3 separate regions of the Homo sapiens genome follow, and regions 2 and 3 are each linked to region 1. The links are chromatin contacts, found by Hi-C or POLR2A ChIA-PET in ENCODE. All regions are on one chromosome and are shown on one strand. The core of a region is the stretch at or near the end of the contact, and the rest is flanking DNA. Distances in the headings are between cores, read along the strand shown. Region 1 has its middle 84 kb from the start of LINC01991. Region 2 has its middle 30 kb from the start of TPRG1-AS1. Region 3 overlaps LPP (LIM domain containing preferred translocation partner in lipoma).

Evidence for each region. A loop is a pair of places that touch in the nucleus more often than their neighbours do. ChIA-PET counts read pairs that join two places held with the same protein, here RNA polymerase II (POLR2A). Pooled maps may share reads with other maps.
Region 2: a pooled map shows a loop between it and region 1 (5-fold over the local background). The contact joins two enhancer-like sites. A Hi-C loop is called at or near these places in 5 of 50 pooled maps. POLR2A ChIA-PET finds 5 or more read pairs at or near these places in 2 of 52 experiments (H1 and activated T-cell).
Region 3: a pooled map shows a loop between it and region 1 (4-fold over the local background). The contact joins two enhancer-like sites. A Hi-C loop is called at or near these places in 3 of 50 pooled maps. POLR2A ChIA-PET finds 5 or more read pairs at or near these places in 3 of 52 experiments (AG04450, BJ and Panc1).

The regions. Positions count from the first base shown.
Region 1 is chr3:188,058,484-188,063,111 of GRCh38, reverse strand. No RefSeq gene overlaps it. Among named protein-coding and RNA genes, the nearest start is that of LINC01991, 84 kb to the right of the region's middle. Within about 2 kb of position 1,788, at least 5 of the 41 ENCODE cell types and tissues checked have a DNase peak (open chromatin) inside an H3K27ac peak, as active enhancers do.
Region 2 is chr3:188,915,027-188,919,654 of GRCh38, reverse strand. No RefSeq gene overlaps it. Among named protein-coding and RNA genes, the nearest start is that of TPRG1-AS1, 30 kb to the left of the region's middle. Within about 2 kb of position 2,499, at least 5 of the 41 ENCODE cell types and tissues checked have a DNase peak (open chromatin) inside an H3K27ac peak, as active enhancers do.
Region 3 is chr3:188,785,940-188,790,567 of GRCh38, reverse strand. The region is part of intron 9 of LPP (LIM domain containing preferred translocation partner in lipoma); the gene reads right to left. Among named protein-coding and RNA genes, the nearest start is that of MIR28, 99 kb to the right of the region's middle. Within about 2 kb of position 1,792, at least 2 of the 41 ENCODE cell types and tissues checked have a DNase peak (open chromatin) inside an H3K27ac peak, as active enhancers do.

The DNA of each region.
Region 1 (4,628 bases), core at 539-3,038:
GAAGAGACCTTAGAGATGATCCTGGTTCATATTCCTCATTTCACACGTGTAGAAATTGAGATCCAGAGAAAAGAGGAAGATTTACGTAGGCTGGCCAAGGTTTTGGTATGGTTGTTCCACCATCTAGTTGTGTCAGGATGAGCCGAGAGTACTTGTTAAAGTGTTGATTCTTGGAAGCTATTCCAAACCTATGAAATTAGATGCTCTGGAAATGGGCCCAGAAATCTATATTGTAGTAAGTACCCCCTGAGGTGATTCCCAGACACCCCAAGTTTGAGGACAACTGGCCTAAGTTTCCAAAGGTGCTTCATAGTTGACCCTGCAGAAGGGCTTTCACTCCAGGCTCAGCGCTCGCTCTCTCTGGCCCCAGAGACCTGCAGGAGCTGGTGACTCTGGAGAATACAGATCCGGAAGGGTAAATCAGGGAGTGAGGTTCGTTTTTTAGTTCTCCTGCAATTTGAGAGGCCTTGTTGCATTTTTTTTTTAAGACTAGTTCTAAAGGAATTGGGCAAATGATTCCTGTTTGCCTGTCAAGCACCATGATGTTTAAATGTATCTCTGTCTTGAAACACTGTTACTCTCTAAATTCCAACTGATCATTTGACAGTTGAAAAAGCTAGCATAAACCACTTTCTTTCCTTTTTTAAGTTAATAGCTGCACTCCAGTCTCTAACGCTTCATGTGTAACAGTTTAAAAGATTGGCATGCTTCCCTCTATGGCTTTCCCATCTCATACAAACTTTAAGTTGCTGAAAATCACAAGTGATCGTCTCTGAATCCTAACTATAGACATTAAAATGAGAAAAAATAGTTCTTCTGGTTGTTTTGAAAATGATATAACTCTTTCCTGATAGTTAAAATAACATTTACCTCTTCTTATAAGTTGGTCTGGGTTGTCTTACTATTTTATTATGTGACAGCTTCTAACATTTTAAGCCGATTCCTTCAAGTTGTCCTAAAACCTCAGTATCACTAGAGATTACTTGCTAAAACTTTATTTTTCAATGATTAAAAAGTAAACAAATAGACCAGGTGCAGTGACTCACACCTGTAGTCCTAGCACTTTGGGACGCCAAGGCGGGTGGATCACGAGGTCAGGAGTTCAAGACCAGCCTGGCCAAGATGGTGAAACCCCGTGTCTACTAAAAATACAAAAATTAGCCCTGCGTGGTGGCACGCGCCTGTAATCCTGGCAACACAGGAGGCTGTGGCAGGATAATTGCTTGAACCCAAGAGTCAGAGGTTGCAGTGAGCTGAGATTGTGCCATTGCACTCCAGCCTGGGGTAAAAAGAGAAAAACTCTGTCTTTTAAAAAAAAAAAATTAAACAAATAGATCATCAAGTTATTTATGACGATTAAACAAAAGGACACAATAGGTTTTCTCTTAAAAATCAGCTTGTATATGTATGCTTCTATGGAATATTTGTCTGGGCTTCAGGACAGGGATCTCCTGCTACCCCTGCTGTGTGAACTTGGATAAGGCACCAGCCTTTCTGGCCTCAGTTTCCCCATCTACAGAACAAGAGAGAGACATACAAGTGATTTTTGAAGACCTCTCCAGCTCTCAAAGTTATCAGGGTAAAGTATCAAGAGGTTATGAAACGTCTCACACTGTGGGAGGGAACAAATATGTCATGATTTTGTTCCAGTTTAATCTGTTTCACATTTAGTATAGTCCAACCTGTGATAGGTCCTCTGTGGAACATAGATGACTCACTTCCTGTCCTAAGTGGGTCTTCTCTGAGGTATGGAACAGATCCTTCCTTCAGATATGGAGCCAGCAGGGGGGGTCAATGGGCCTCTGGGCAAATTCTTCGTGTTCTTTATCTGTGTCAAATTAAACCTGCTAATCAGCATACACCTATGCCCAAGGGCATGTAAGGACAGTGCAGCTTAGAAACTAGATGTTCCTGAAAAGTGTGCCCATCAAGTTTTTATAAACATGATCACATTTTAAATGTAGAAGAGTAGTTGGCAACTGAAATGGAGATTAGGGTAAACCTTTTTGTAAGATGACAAATGCCTTTTGTTAAGTAATATTGAAGGCTGAAAAGCCCAGTGTATCTACCACTTCTTCCAGGGAGTCTCCCCAGCCTGCTGCTGGATCCTGGCAACTTCATTCATCTCCTTCCCCTCTAAATTCCACTCTACTTTAAGAGCTGAGCCCACATCAGTAAGTACAAAATTATGCTCTTGAAACCACAGGGTCCTAAAATGTTAAGGCCAGAAGGGAACTTTGAAACATCAATCTCTTTACCCTACCTTTATCACCCACTCATTTGTGTATTCATTAATTTATTTATTTAACAAATATTTAGTTAATGCCTACTGTGTGTTAAACATTGGGCTAGGCATAACACATACAGCAAAATCAAGGCATAGAAATCTCCTACCCTCATGGAATTTACATTTTCTCTCTGTGTGTAAAGGTAAACAGTGTATATGTTGGTTGGCTGATGGAATGGGGAATTACTGGTTGGGAATGGAGAGCTACTTTAGATTGGTGGGCAGAGGAGGTTTCTGTGAGGAGGTGACATTTAAGCTGGCATCTGAAGAATGAGAAGGAGCCAGCCAGGGCAACTGCTTAGGGTGGAGAGAAAGAGTAACTGGTGGAGACTGAGTGACGGGGAAGAACTGGGAGAGCCTAGAGAACTTGAGAGGGGTAGAAAAGGGGTAGCGAGGTGCAGGTGCAGACAAAGGCAGAAAGGAGGGCAGGGATCATATCAGAGAGGGCTTTGAGGCCATGGTGTGGAATTGGTATTTTCTGCTGAGTTTAGTGGGAAGCCATTGGATGGCAAAGAGCAGGGGAGTAAAATCTGATTTATATTCTTGAAAGATCCTTTTGGCTGCTTTTTGGAAAAGTGATTGTAAGGAAATGAGAAAGAAAGCAGAAAAAATGTTCTAGAGGAGCTTTAATGGGACTATTTTAGACTAGGGTTGTTGCAGTGGGGTGCAGAGATGTGCACAATTAATTTTGGGGGTGGACTCACAAGACTTGTTTCTGGTGATAGGGGGTAACTGGATAGGGGGTTAAGAAATAGGAAGGAATGAAAGATAATTCTTTATCTTTAAGCTTGAGAACTGGGGGAAGGGTTGTTTATTAAGATAAAAAGATTGGGGAAATACAGTACAGCTTTGAGAGAAAATCCAAGAAACCTGTTTTGGATGTAGTAAGTTTCATATTCTTATTGGGCCCTCGAGTAGAGATGTTGGATAGATCACTGATTCTTCTCAAAAGGCCTTCTGATTATTGCAAAGGTTTTAGCTTTGTCTCCTGATCTAGACCAAAATTCTCCTGAAGATAGGCAAAGCTTATGTTTTATATGTCTTCTTCTTCATTGACTTCAGGGTGAGAGGAAAGTAACACAATTTTTATACTCCCATATTCTGGATTAAATAGGCTTGGTGTGCTGAGTCTGCTGTATCGGCTTGCAAGAGCTAATTGCTAAGATTCCAGAAATGCTACAAGCCAGTTGTAAAAGCATCCTTGAATTCGGTCATGGTGGAGTACTTACACACAAAATTTGGCAAACTATAAATTGGGGATTTTTTTTTTCTTAGTGAGCCTGGTTACCAGCGTATCAGAGTAATGCACAGAGCCACCAACTCAAATGCCCTTAGGAGAAAGGAAGATAACATTTATTAGTGATTCATCTAGGACATTTCTCCCATTGAAATACCAAAGCATACTGGGCCCTAGCTAGGCTAAATTAAATACCTACATTGCATTAAGTTCAGAAACTTAAATTTCTCAATCAAGTACACACACACACACACACACACATACAATTACAAAACATTCAATTCCCCCCTTAACATCCCTAACAGAAAATTTTAAATTTGTATGATTGTTTCCCCTGAATTCAAATAGTGCACCTCAAGATAAAATCAAACATTCATGTCTAAATAGGAAAGGTATATTCCCTCTAAAAGACTAAAGTTCTAAGATGTTAGTTGTCATTGTCAAGATTCCAACTCAGCGTTGCTAGATCTTATGCATTTTCAAGAAAAGCCAGAAATCTGGGTTTTAATGAGAAACTTCCCAGCTGTTAAATGTTGACTTAAAATTTTAAAAAGCACCATAAGCCAAACAAAACACCTGTGTAGGCTTCACTGGGCCCAAGGGTCACCAGTTTGCAAGTCTATTTGAAGTTCTTGTGCGTGGTTATCCATCTAAGGTGGGGGAGAAGGCCCCCCAGAATATGCCAGAAATGGACTTCCCTGCCAACTTTGGCGTGTGGGAGCCACATGAAATCATTTTATTAAAAAATACGTGTTAGGTGACTTATGCTATACTCTAGCACAACGGGGCAAGTACACAACAGCTGTGTTTATTTTTCCCATTTGACTGCAGGCTCCTCTAGGGCAAGGGCCATTACTGAATCTTGGTGTCCCACTAGTATGTAATATGAAAGACAGCAAATAGGAGCTTGGTATGGAAGGAGATGTAAACACATCTTTTCAAATCTCTTGAAGAACTAGACACTCAAAGAGAAGTCACTTGCTGTTGGCCTCAATAGTGAATTAGTGCAGAGCTGGCACTAGAACCCATATCTCTAAATGATTGCTCCTAGGGATAGAAGGGACCTGTGTTTTTCAGGAAATATTTGCTGAATTAATGAGTCCA
Region 2 (4,628 bases), core at 1,250-3,749, 860 kb before region 1:
AGAATTCTTCTCATCCAGGATGGGTTACAGAAACTAAAACTCCTCTTCCCCAACACACCCGTAAAACCTAAAAAGCTCACACTCTGAGCTTCTCCCTTCTCCCTTAAAGACTGTCATGCATAAGGTACCGTGTGCTATGCAAGAGAAAAGGACAGCCACACAGATCAAGAAGAATCTGAATAGGTGCTGGGTTTCTCCCCCGAGTCTATTATCATTAGATCATACCCTTTTGTCCCATCACATTTCTACATGGCTGTCTAATCTTCATTAAATCTAAGCATAAAAATAGTTTTCCCTGGGTCTTTAGGCTTTCATTTCTGAAGGTTCCCATGTCACATAAAACATTGATTAAATAAATTTGTTATGTTTCTTCTCTTGTTAACCTGTCTTTTGTTATAGGAGTGACAGCTGTGACTCTTACAGAAGGGGAGAAAAGGGTAACACCTTTTTGACACTACATAGACCTTCAGATTTTGGGGGTAACTTCACATTTTAGGACTCTGGCAAGGCGAATGGTCAAGACTACTTGCTTTAATCCGAGATGTCTTCTTTAGTTTTCTGTTTTAAGGTTAGCCCAGGTTGAACATCCCTAATCCAAAAATCCAAAATCTGAAATGCTCGAAAATCCAAAACTTTTTGAGAGCTGACATAATGCCACAAGTGAGAAATTCCACACCTGAACTCATGTGATGGGGCTCAGTCAAAAAGCAGTCAAAACTTTGTTTAATGTACAACACTAAATATACATACACATACACACACACACACACACACACACACACACATAAATTACCTTCAGGCTATGTGTATAAGTTGTATATAAAACATAACTGAATTTTGTGTTTAGACTTAGGTCCTATCCCCCATGATATCTTATTGCCTATATGAAACATTTCAAAACCCCAAGATATTTCAAAATCTGAGATACTTCTGGTCCCAAGCATTTCAGATAAGAAATACTCAACCTGTATTGATTTTTGACTGAACTCATTGAGAGTCCCATGTTTCAGAAAGCTCTGTTTTAGACAGGGCTGCTGATTGCAATATTAAGAGTTTTCTCTTCTGAAGATGGATAATCTTACAAGCTTCTGAATAAGAACAAGTTTCCTTTCATCCATTTACTTTATTTTTTATTTATTTACTTTTTTATGCTGGCTGCAAATATTTTCTCTGCCAGGAGAAATAGGTAGAATTATTCGAGAGAAAGCTGCTCCTTTGTTTGAAAAACACATTTATCAGCATTTTGGTTATTATGCAAGGGCTGGGTCCAGGATCATACTGGAAGAGTGAGCTAAATCAATGAAGAGATGCATTCCTTTGCGTAATAACACACAGTGCTCTCTTCCTTAGGCAGAGATTTCTAGAATATGTGCATATGAAGAGACTCCTACTTCCCCTTGAAGGTTGAAAGGATAAGTGCTTTGGTGATAAGATTAGATAAGGAACTCTGTTTAGAAAGAGTAGACTATGGGAAAGAGGCCAAAGGCAAGGGAATCTCTTGAATATTAGATGGCCACAGACTACATCACTATGGCTGATTTGCAGTTTTAAGATGTTTCCTATTCTGTGTCCCTTCCATCAACCAAATCTTAAATAAAAACTGCTACACAACAGCTTTGTGTCACTGAAGCAAGAGAGAGTGAACAGGTCAGAGGTGGAGTGCTGATTCCATGATCCTAATAAAAAGGTGTGAAAAGATGACATTTGTTAGAACAGTTGACAAGGAAGCCAATGGTGACTGGTGAGAAGCTGAAGAAGGAGCTTGGAGAGTGAAATGTCAATTGGCAAGAAGAGGTAATCTTTCCCTAAAATCCTCCAAAGTATTGGATTTCTTGTGGTATGAAGGGCTAGAGGCTTGATATTTAATTTGTATGTAAAGGTGAAAGTGACAATTTAGAAGACTGAGGACACAGGGCTGAGGACACAAGTAAAGATTGTCTGGCTCAGTTTCAGTCCTGGTTAAAGTTCACAGCACCTGAAAGGTATTAAGTGCAGGAGGCTTTCCAGGCTCCTTTGTTCTGGGAAGCAGCAGAAAATGATGGAAGGTACCTGGGCTTTCCAGGGCTGGTCCTAAATTCCTGACCTGTCACCTCTAAGCTGGGTGGCCTTGCTGAATTCCACCTGTCTGAGCCTTAGTTGGCTAATGAACATTGAGTAATTCCAAACCCATAGGATACTAATAGGATGATGGGAGGTAACGGTTTAAACTGTCTAGCATACTGTAGGGAGTAAATGAAAGATTCAGTTTCTTCTCTAAGAGGAAATGTTCACATTGTTCAAATCAAAGAAGAGTTGTCATGGGGGAAGTGGGCAGATTTGTTGAACTGACTTCTGTGTGGTGTCAGAGGATGTAACTAGAATTAGTGGGTGGAAATCACAAGTCAATTATAGCTCAGCCAAAAAAAAAATACAGAGCTGTTCAATTGTAGAGCTCAACAGGATGTAAGTTTCCTGTCACTGGAGATAATCAAGCAATGGCTCAGCACCTATTTGGAGGAGATGCTTTAGAGGGGATTTCAACTATCAGTAAAAGTTGAACAGTTTCAACTCTTCAGTCATTTCCAAAGCTGAAATTCCACAATTCTGAGTGTGGTCACTTCCCTTTTGTGGCATGAGTGAAAGACCAACAGTTACTAGTCCTTTTGCAAAGGCTTGTCTCTGCCCAAGGAGAGTGAGCCCAGATGTACTAACTTTTAAAATCCTGACCTTCCTCCTTCAGCATTACTGCTATATATTGCATTAACAGAAATAGCATTGCAATCTCTCCCTAGGCCATGTGTTCTGGGAGATTGTTAGAAAGATTCCCGGCGAAGTTTAGATTGAAGACAAAGATGGGGCCTCATGGACCCCTGCATCTTTTCATGCAAAATAAAATTTGAAAGATCCCTATGATTATTTGCAATGGGGTACTGGCTTTGCCAGTGTTGCTTGTTTGCTTTTCGTTTTTGTTTTGTTTTGAGACAAGGTCTTGCTCTGTTGCCCAGGCTGTAGTGCAGAGGTACGATCACAGCTCACTACAGCCTCGATCCCCCGCAACGTCCCCCCACTGCCTGCTCCCCAGGCTCAAGTGATCTTCCTGCCTCAGCCTCTCTAGTAGCTTGGACTACAGGTGTGCACCACCACATCTGGCTAATTTTTTAATTTTGTTCTGTAGAGATGAGGTCTCACTGTGTTGGCCAGCTGGTCTCAAACTCCTAGGCTCAAGTGACCCTTCCATCTCAGCCTTTCAAAATGTTAAGATTAAACAACTGCATAAGAAAGTTGACAAAGAACACAAACAGACACTTTTCAAAAGAAGACATACATGTGGCCAGCAGTAATTTAAAGAAAAGCTCAATATCACTGATCATCAGAGAAATGCAAATCCAAATCATAGTGAGATACCATCTCACACCAGTCAGAATGGCTATTATTAAAAAGTGAAAAAAACAGATGTCAGCAAGGTTGTGGAGAAAAAGGAACACTTATACACTGCTGGTGGGAGTGTAAATTAGTTTAGCCATTGTGGAAGGCAATATAGCTATTCCTCAAATACCTAAAGACAGAAATACCATTTGACCCAGCAATCCCATCACTGGGTATATACCCAAAGGAATATAAATTATTTTATTATAAGGACACATGCATGCATATATTCATTGCAGCACTGTTAACAATAGCAAGGACATGGAATCAACCTAAATGCCCATCAATGATAGACTGGATAAAGAAAACCTGGTACATATACTTCATGGAATATTATGCAGCCATGAAAAGAACAAAATTATGTCCTTTGCAGGGACATGGAAGGAGCTGGAGGCCATTATCTTTAGCAAACTAACACAGGAACAGAAAACCAAATACCACATGTTCTCACTTATAAGTGGGAACTAAATGATGAGAACACATGGACACATAGAGGGACATAATAACACACATTGGGAACTTTTGAAGGGTGGAGGGTGGGAAGAGGAAGAGTATCAGGAAAAATAACTAATGGGTACTAGGCTTAATACCTGGTTGATGAAATAATCTATACAACAAACCTCCATGACACAAATTTACCTGTGTAACAAACCTGTACTTGTACCTCTGAACTTAAAGTTAAAAAAAGAAAAACAAGAAACAACACAACAAAGTGTTAGAATTACAGGCATGAGCCACTGTGCCTGGCCACCAATGTCTTAATCTTGGTTTTCCCCCAGAAGATAAGACGTTTCTTGGGTGTGAGCCCCAATAGGAGGGTCACTATTTATTATTCCAAATTCTGCATGCTCTGAGCTGGACTATGCCTTTGTCACATGGCTAGTGAAATCTGCCAAATGGGTAATGGGTAAGCACCACAAAGCTAAATGAATTTGATGCCAGACTTGTATGAGTGAAACAGAAAGTTTAACCAACTCTTTGAGGTTGACACATCTTCATATTTGCAGGGAAAGCAGAGCTATGAGTTTCTTGGCAAGATTCAGTCAGATTGAAATCATTCTAAGCACATGATATGAGAACTATTGACAGGAATTCACATGGATACTTACACAGCCATTATTTCCTAATTCTATTACCTAAAAATGTTTAATGCTCCTATGTTATAGTTGGTTACATGACTTTCCCAGGAAGGGATCGTGGAATCTACATGTAAAAACCAAGAG
Region 3 (4,628 bases), core at 543-3,042, 730 kb before region 1:
TGAGCCACTGCGCTCAGTCTGTATGTTAACTTTAAAAATACACAACACACACACATTTATTCATTTAAAAATTCAAAAATTCAACTGTCATAGAAGGGTAGAGAATGAAAAGTAAAACTCTTTTCCAGAGATAATCACTAAAAGATTGGGTAATACTTATACAGGCATGTATCAGATTGCTTATACATGCCTGTATAAGCATGTACACACACACACACGCACACACCACACACACATTCACATATAAACACTCATGTTTGAAATTTTTCTTCAAACACAAATCAGATCCTTTATGTCCTATTTTGTACCTTGTTTTTTCCTAAAATAGTTTTTAAGGTGTCTTTAATTAGCATATATAGATTTGTCTTATTTTTCTGATAGCCTCCATGTTATTATTGCATGCAGTTGCTGTACTTTATTTTACTAGTCCTTTTATTCTATCATAAAAATGTTGCAATGTGTATTCTGAAACAGAATACCACTGTGCCTTTATGCAAATACGCCTACTGTCTGAAATCGAGTTGCAGGGTCAAAAATAGTGCACACCTAAAATTTTGAAAGATAGTGCTAAATTTTGTTTCGAAAAGGTTGTATTAATTTGTACTCCTATCACAAGCCCATGTGAGTACATGCTTCCCATACTTTTGCCAATACCAAGCATTGAACTTATAAATGCCGGCTGGTCTGAGAATGAAAAAATAATATTTTAAACTGTATTTCTTTAAATAATTTGAACATCATTTCATTGGTTCATTTGTTATTTTTATTTTCTCTTCTGTGAATTGCCTGTTGATAGGTTCACTCTTTTTGTCTAATAAATGATTCTTTTAAAACCAATTTCATGAGATTTTTAAAATATATAATCAAAATTATTGGCATCAATGTTGATTATTCCTGTAAACATGAATAAGTAAGTGAGCTGGTTTCCAACTTTGTGAGGATTAAATGAGAAAATGGGTTTGCAAGCACATCAAAAGCTGGAAAGCACCACAGACACATAATTCTTGTATGTTAGGAAGATTTATTTACGTGAATGTTTTGAATCATAGTACATGCATAATCTGGCCACACCATGTGACAGAACGAGGTAAGTGCTTACTGTCATAAAGTATAAGACCGATTAAGGGAATAACCTGAGTAGCTCTTTTTGAATTAAATGTACAGGCTTAGTCAGCTGCTCAAGGCCAGCCCCCTGGGCCCAGCTTTCCTGATTTTCAGTTCAGTGTACTTTCCTCTAAATCAGACATGTTATAATAACCGTTCAACAACAACAACAACAAAAAGGGTTCCAGAACATTGCAATAAAGTGACTATTGAATAAAGTGTGTCACACTTATTTTTTTGGTTTCCCAGTGCAGTAAAGGTTATGTTTACACTATATGGTAGTCTATTAAGTGTGCAATAGCATTATGTCTAAAATAACAATGTACATACCTTAATTAAAAAATACATTGTTGCTAAAAAAAAAACCCAACAACAACAAAAGACTCACTATGGATGAGGTAACACATTCAGTAAAAATAACTGAGGTTAGTGGCCACAGACTGGGAGGAACAGCAAGGTCTACAGGGATGGAGTCAGCAGGCACAAGAGCAGCCACAGAAACTGAGAAGGGGCCCCAAAGACTGATGATGCAACACGGACAGTCAGCATAAGTTAGACCTTGATTCATTCTGGTCTATACTATGTGGGAAAGATGAAGAAAATGGAAAAAACAAAAAATGAAATGAGTGCTGGCAAGATTCACAGGAAATGACTAAAAGGTTTAGAGCCGGGGGGGCGTGCTGCAGGGTTGTAGGAATCGGAACCATTTAGCCAGGATGTGATCATTTACCCCACTGCTACCCCTTTGATGCTTATACAAAGGGTTCTGTAGTCAGTGATGTCATCCTTCTTCAACTCAGTACAGCCCCAGAGTCAAGAAACACTTACTCGGTGCTTACTGCAGGATGCAATGAGAAACAAGACATCAACCCTCCCCTTAGGGAAAATGTATAGCTACTGAGGTATGTGTCAAATAGGTAATTTAAATACAGTCTTCTAAATGCTATGATGAGGAAAAGCAGAGGATGCTATTACAGGATGATGGGGAGGATAAGGCACAAGAATCACACATACTTGAGGGAAAAGTGATGTCTAAATGGAGGCCTGAAGGAGGAGAGTTTTTGGCTAGGTGATTGGGATGGAGATGGGAAAGCTACACATTCCATCAAGGACAAGTGTTTACCCAGCCACAGGCATGAGACAATCTCTCTGTTTTGGGTGTGTGTTTAGGTATGTGTGCACAAGTGGATGTGCATGTGTGTGCATGTGGCTATGAGCTCTTTACATGGTAGTGTGAGGAGTATGAACTGTCTCTTCCAAGTAATGAAAAGTCACTAGAAAACACTGAAGGAACTTGTCTCATAAATGAAAGAAGATATAAAGGAAGCCAAAGTATTATGTCAGAAATTGGTTAATAAGTGGATAAGAGGGGATACTGAAGGAAGAGGAAGGATACAGGCCAGCTCCTGTGCCTTTGGTTGGAGCAACAAGGTAATGCCATTCATGGAAAAGGAACACAGAGAGGAGCAGGTTTAAAAGGGAACACCTTGGGTTCTGTCTGAAACTGTTGCATTTGTGGGCCTATGGGCCAATCTATGAAGACTGCAGGCTAAAATGATAGATACATATCTGGAGCTTACAGAGAGATCCAGCTGCAGATTTTGGCCAGAGAGTTCTCAGCACACAGATGATATTTGTACTCACGGAAGCAGATGAAATAACTCAGGAGTACAGATTGAGACAAGAAGGGAGATTAGGGCAGAACTCAAGAAAAATGGAGAATTTAAGGAATGAAGAGAGGAAATCTATTAAAAACGGTAGAAAGTTGTGTACAGCGATAGGAAGAAAACCCAGAGTGTACGGTGCTATAGAAGTCAAATGAAACAAAGATAGAGTCAACATCTTTAAATGCTGCAAGAGCTCAAGAATGATAAGGACTGAAGAGTCTTAAGTGTATTAAACATCAAAGAGGTCACTGGTGATGTTCAGAAGTGTGGTGTAAGTGGAGAGGTGGGGATAGAAACTGAATTACAGGGAGCTGAACTGTTAGTAGAGCAAAGACAATAAAGCTTAGATGTATGTGTGTGTGTGCGTGTGTGTGTAAGAGAGAGAGATCTAAAGTTGTCAAAGGGTTTTTAATTTTGATTTTAAATTTATATTTAATTAATTTTTCAGTTAATGTAGGAATTTTATTTCAAATCTAAAATTGCCTTTTCTATAAATTAAACTTTAAATTTTCTTATAATTGTAGATTCATATGAAGTTGAAAGAAATAACGTAGAGATCTAAGTACCCTTTATCCAGTTTCCCCCAACAATAATACCTTGTAAAACTATGGTACAATATTACAGCCAGAATATGAGATTGATACAGTCTATCAATCTTATTCAGATTTCTCCACTTGTCTGTATATATGTGTAAGTTCATGCAGGTGTGTGTGTATTTGATTTATGTAATTGCACTGCCTGTATAGATTAATGTATCTGCCACCATGGCAAAGATACAGAGCAGTTCCATCACCACAATGATCCCTTCTATTGTCCTTTTATAACCACAGCTACCCCAAACCCCCAATTCCTAATCCCTGACTTCTTGTCTCCCATCCCTAACTCCTGACAAACACTAATCTGTTCTCCATTTATATAGTGTTATTTCAAGAATGTTATATATAGAATCATACAGTATGCAGCCTTTGGGGGTTGGCCCTTCCCACTCAGTATAATTCTTTTGAGATTCACCCAAGGTGTTGCATATATCAACAACTCCTTCCTTTTATTGCTAAATCGTATTCCAGGGTAAGAATGTGCCACCGTTTAACCATTCACCTGTTGAAAGACATCTGGGTTTTTTCCAGGTTGGGAATCTTACAAATATAGCTGCTATGAACAAATATTTGATTTGTTCATTTCCCTGGGATATACAAGTCTTCATTTCCCTGGGATAAATGCCCAGGAGTGCAACTGCTGGGTCACATGGTAGTTGCAGGATTAGTTTTAAAAGAAGAAATTCCCAAAACTTTCTCTAGAATGGTTGTTCCATCTTATATTCTCATCAGCAAAATATAATTGATGCAGTCTCTCCACTCCACATCCTCTTCTGCACTGATGGTTGGTTTTTTTTTTTTTTTTTTTTTTTTTTTTTGAGACGGAGTCTCACGCTGTTGCCCAGGCTGGAGTGCAGTGGCATGCTCTTGGCTCACTGCAACCTCTGCCTCCCAGGTTCAAACAATGCTCCTGCCTCAGCCTCCCAAGTAGTTGGGATTATAGGCACCCGCCACCATGCCCGGGTAATTTTTTTTGTATTTTTAGTAGAGACAGGGTTTCAGCATGTTGGCCACACTGGTTTCGAACTCCTGACCTCAAGTGATCCACCCGCCTCAGCCTCCCAAAGTGCTAGGATTACAAGCATGAGCCACCGGGCCCAGCCTGCACTGATGTTTAATATCATTAGCACTTTGAGAAAAGCAAGTCAAACTATAATGAGATAATTACTACACACCTATCAGAATGGCTAAGATAAAAAATAGTAACAAAACCATCATGGTACCTATTTGAGACATGTCAGCATACTGATGATATCTAAAA